Linked DNA regions of Homo sapiens: region 1 is linked to region 2. Evidence: read pairs that join two places in POLR2A ChIA-PET (ENCODE). Cell type or tissue: PC-9. All regions are shown on one strand. Region 1 has its middle 19 kb from the start of MIS12. Region 2 overlaps RABEP1 (rabaptin, RAB GTPase binding effector protein 1).

Region 1 (2,500 bases), 140 kb before region 2:
ATAGAGTAATGGAAGGAGAAGAATGATGTTGCTGAATTGGCTGTTTGATGATTTTTTTTTTTTTTTTTGAGACAGACTTTTGTTCTTGTTGCCCAGACTGGAGTGCAATGGTGCCATCTCGGCTCACTGCAACCTCCACCTCTTAAGTTCCAGCGATTCTCCTGCCTCAGCCTCTCGGGTAGCCGTGATTACAGGCGCCCACCCCCATGCCCAGCTAATTTTGTATTTTGAATAGAGACGGGGTTTCACCATGTTGGTCAGGCTGGTCTCGAACTCCTGACCTCAGGCGATCCACCCTCATCCGCCTCCCAAAGTGCTGGGATTACAGACATGAGCCACCACACCTGGCCCTGTTTGATGATTTTTGTTCTATAGGAGCGGCACAAAGAGAAGAGGACAGAACAAAAGTAACCAAATCTATTCTCTCTGAGGAAGATCATATGTAGAGAGCAGAGGTCTGTGTGTGTGAAAGAAAACGGGGAAGAGGATGAAAATGTCCAGAGTGGTGAGCTCTGCTAGGCCCTGGAATGAAGCTGAGATGCTGGAAGCGCTAAGTTCTCTCTAGTGGGAGAAAACCCACTGTGGAAAGCTAATCATTTGATGTAGAACCTCACCAACGACCAGGAAGAAGCAATCAGTGCCCAGCTAGGCTAAACTGGGCCTGCGATAGGGTGTGAGTAGGGCCAGCTTCCTGGAAGTGCAACCTGTGCAATGGCAGTAGGCCCCCATGCTTGGGGTTTAATGCGTGGCAGTCAGTGCCTTGAAACTCTTAATAATTGTATCTTTGAATTTGTGCTTTGTAAGTGAAGTTTGATGGGACCTGGAGCATGCATAGGGGCAGGAAGGGAGGGTAGGGGGGCTTGGAGCCACAGCTCATGTGGAATCCCACCTGCCAGGTGCCACCTCACAGCGCCCAGACAGGTTCTTAGCTTCCCACTGTCTGCCCCGTGGAGCCCCAGGCTTTACTCAGCCTCCCCTTCTCTGCCTTGCTCAGCAACCATTGCTACCCCTAACCCCAGCAGGGGATTGAGTGGAGCACGGGGATGATCAGCATTGGATGTGAGCTCCCAGAAGCCTCTCAGGGTGGGGCAGGCAGCTGACCCTGCATTGGGCTAGAAGTGCCACAGCACCTTCAGCAGGTGACTAGGCTTATCCAGGCACATCCTAGTGTAGAGGTTGCAATACACTTGCAGGTTTCCCATCAACTGTGGGTTTGGGTAGAGGACCTGTGGAAAGGGGAGATTCCTGGCTTGACTTCCCTTCTCCCAGCCAGGGCACGCATATAAATTAGAAGTTGGCAGGAGAGGAATTCGGCAGCCATGGTTTCCAGGATAACAAATAGCTATAGCCCAGGCAGCAGAGATTCCCAGAAGGTCCTTCTCTCCCACCCACCCACTGACACATACACCCCACCACCACCACCACCACCAAAGCCTGTTTCCTCAGCTGGGCATGAACACTTCGAGCTAAAAGTGGCCTTTGTGAATTTTGCCTCTTGCTCTGTGTACACATTCTAAAGGGAACAAGTCTGTTTTGCTGCAGGGTGAGGCCCAGAATGCGGCCTGGGAAAGGCTAACAGGGCACAGTCTTTGATGGTGAGCAAGCCTGGGGTGGGTAGCTGAGGGGATTGGGAGGTATACCTCTTACCCTTGGGTCAGAGAGATGTGGGTTAGAACCCCAGCAGTCAGTGTTTTATTCTATTCTATTCTATTCTATTCTATTCTAATTTTTTTGAGACAGAGTCTCAGTCTATCACCCAGGCTGGTGTGCAGTGGTGTGATCTCAGCTCACTGCAACCTCCGCCTCCTGGGTTCAAGCGATTCTCGTGCCTCAGCCTCCCAAGTAGCTGGGATTACAGGCATGTGCCACTATGCCCGGCTAATTTTTGTATTCTTAGTAGAGAGGGGGTTTTGCCATGTTGGCCAGACTGGTCTCGAACTCCTGACCTCAGGTGATCCACCTACCTCAGCCTCCCAAAGTGCTGGGATTACAGATGTGAGCCACCACACCCGGCCCCCAGCAGTCAGTATTAGTGGCAGATTTTAGATTCCTTCACCTCTCAGCCTCAGTTTCCTCATTGGAACATTGGAGAAAATACTGGTGCCTAATTTAGGGGGTCATGAAAATTAAGTGAGACCATCTCTGCAGAAATGTTGAGCACAGTTCCCAGCACACAGTCGGTGGCCAGTGATTGGCTGCTGCTGCTGCTGCTGCTATCATCCATGTGTGTCCTAGGATTCCTCATAGAGGGGGTCACCAACATGATCAACTGGCCATTGTCCAGATCCAGGCTTTGGCCTGGCAGACTCAAATCTCTGATTCCTATTGACTCAGACAGTGTATCTTTCTTCCAGAGGCAAATACCCCTAAATGGATGAAGGAAACCTATCAAAGTATAGCACCGGAGAAAAGATCCCCCTAGAAGAGGCCTCTCTCACCTCTGAGAGGGGTATGTACTCTGGGCAGGTCCCAGAAGCAGGAGCTAAAGGTAGCCTTTGTC
Region 2 (2,500 bases):
AGCTATGTTTAAAGATGTTTAAAAAAAAAATCAGGCTGGGTGCAGTGGCTTATGCCTGTAATCCCAGCACTTTGGGAGGCTGAGGCGGGCAGATCACCTGAGGTCAGGAGTTCGAGACCAGCCTGGCCTGCATGGTAAAACCCCATCTCTACTAAAAGTAAAAAAAAATTAGCTGGGTGTGGTGGCGGGCACCTGTATTCCAGCTACTCGGGAGGCTGAGGCAGGAGAATTGCTTGAAAACCGGGAGGCAGAGGTTGCAGTGAGCCCAGAACGCACCCTGTACTCTAGCCTGGGCAACAAGAGCAAAACTCCATCTCGGGTTTAAAAAAAAAAGAGAGAAAATTTTATTTCACATAAATCACAGTGCAGAATTTAGCACAAAAAAAAGGCAAACAGACCAACTGAACAGAAGATAGTTCTGAAACTAATCTACACAGAGCAATGGGGGAAAGGTGGATCTTTTCACCAAGTCATACAGAAATTGGCTATCCATACTTTTTTTAAAAAAAAGTTTTACCCTTGGCTGGGCACGGTGACTCACGCCTGTAATCCTAGCACTTTGGGAGGCCGAGGCGGATGGATCACAAAGTCAGGAGTTCGAGACCAGCCTGGCCAAGATGGTGAAACCCCGTCTCTACTAAAAATAAAAAATTAGCCGGGCGTGGTGGCGGGTGCCTGTAGTCCCAGCTACTCAGGAGGCTGAGGCAGGAGAATCGCTTGAACCTGGGAGGCAGACGTTGCAGTGAGCCAAGATCGTGCCACTGCACTCTAGCCTGGGCGACACAGCGAGACAAAAAAGTTTTACCCTTATCTACACTGTGTGTGTGTGTGTGTGTGTGTGTGTATCTAAGTTCTAGAGGAATTTTAGATATAAATGTGAATAAAACCTCTATAATATAGGATATCTTCATAACTCCATAGGAAAAGATTCCTTTTTAAAAAGGAGGAAAATCACAAACCATAAAGAAATAATTAATAAATTTGATTTTTTTTTTTCTTTCAGACGGAGTTTCACTCTTGTTGCCCAGGCGGGAGTGCAATGGCATGACCTTGGCTCACTGCAACCTCCGCCTCCCGGGTTCAAGCGATTCTCCTGCCTCAGCCTCCCAAGTGGCTGGGATTACAGGAATGCGCCGAAACACTCGGCTAATTTTGTATTTTTAGTAGAGACAGGGTTTCTCCATGTTGGTCAGGCTGGTCTCAAACTCCTGACCTCAGGTAATCTGCCCGCCTCGGCCTCCCAAAGTGCTGGGATTACAGGTGTGAGCCACCGTGCCCGGCCAAATTTGACTACATTATTAAGGACTTCTGTTCATTAAAAGACACCATTAATGAAGACATAAGCTACTGATGGGCCAGGTGCATGGCTCACACCTAGCACTTTGGGAGGCCGAGGCAAGTGGATCACCTGAGGTCAGGAGTTCAGGACCAGCCTGGCCAACAACGTGAAACCCCATCTCTACTAAAACTACAAAAATTAGCCAGGTGTGGTGGTAAGTGCCTGTAATCCCAGCTACTCAGGAGGCTGAGGCAGGAAAACTGCTTGAACCCGGGAAACAGAGGTTGCAGAGAGCCGAAGTTGCACCACTGCACTCCAGACTGGGTGACAGAGCAAGATTCCATCTCAAAAACAAAACAAAAAATATAAGCTACTGAGTAAAAGACACCTGCAACACCTATCACCAAAAGATTCTAACATTATATAAAGGACACCTAACAAATCAGTTTTTAAAGACCAAAAAAAGTAAAATAAACAGACCACCCAATAAAAAGATGAGGATAAGACTTGAGCAGGAATCTCTCACACACAGAAAATCCCAATGGCCAAGAAACATGAAAAATGCTAAGTAACTTCAGTGGTCATTAGAGAAATGCAAACTAAGCCACAGTGAAATACCATTATACATCCACCGAAATGGCTATAATTAAAATAACAAAATGACATTTTTCCACACCTTGGAACCACAGGAACTCTCATACATTGCTGGTGGAGGTATAAACTGGTATAACCACTCTGGAAAATTATTTGGCATTTTGAACATTTGTACCCAAGCATTCCACCCCTAGTTACATATCCTGCAGAAACATGTCCACCACGCCCTATACAAAAATTTCAAAGGAACATTATTCATAATATCCCAGAACTGGAAACAACTGAAATATCCATCAACATTAGTCTGGATAAATTGCGGTATATCCGTATAATGATATGACTATTCAACAATGAAAATGAACAAACACTCCGTGCATCACGAGTAGGAATAGTACACTGTTGAACGGAGGAACACAGACGCAAAAGAACACAGAACGTATGGCTTCATTTTCTAAAGTTAAAGCACAGGCTAATCTAATGGTGTTACAAGTTAGGACAGTGGCTGCCTGTCGGGAGGGAGTTGTAAGTGCGGGGAAAGTGAGGGCTTCTGGGGTACCAGCTAATATTCTATTGCTTGATCTCAATGGTGGTTACACAGATGTTGGTTCTGGTATGTTTGGTGTATCT

What was found. ChIA-PET counts read pairs that join two places held together with the same protein. Peaks named below come from ENCODE experiments on the same cell type or tissue, not always from the same donor. Only the 100,000 strongest peaks of a DNase experiment are listed, where the experiment ranks them.
Region 1: POLR2A ChIA-PET joins it to region 2 with 5 read pairs; 2 of 35 experiments call an interaction of 5 or more read pairs at or near these places.

The regions. Positions count from the first base shown.
Region 1 is chr17:5,503,853-5,506,352 of GRCh38, reverse strand. It overlaps a transcript of NLRP1 not described here. Among named protein-coding and RNA genes, the nearest start is that of MIS12, 19 kb to the right of the region's middle. In PC-9, no CTCF peak of the experiment used is centred here; no DNase peak of the experiment used is centred here.
Region 2 is chr17:5,365,590-5,368,089 of GRCh38, reverse strand. All of the region lies in intron 11 of RABEP1 (rabaptin, RAB GTPase binding effector protein 1), which reads right to left. Among named protein-coding and RNA genes, the nearest start is that of NUP88, 53 kb to the left of the region's middle. In PC-9, no CTCF peak of the experiment used is centred here; no DNase peak of the experiment used is centred here; H3K27ac peaks cover 747 bases.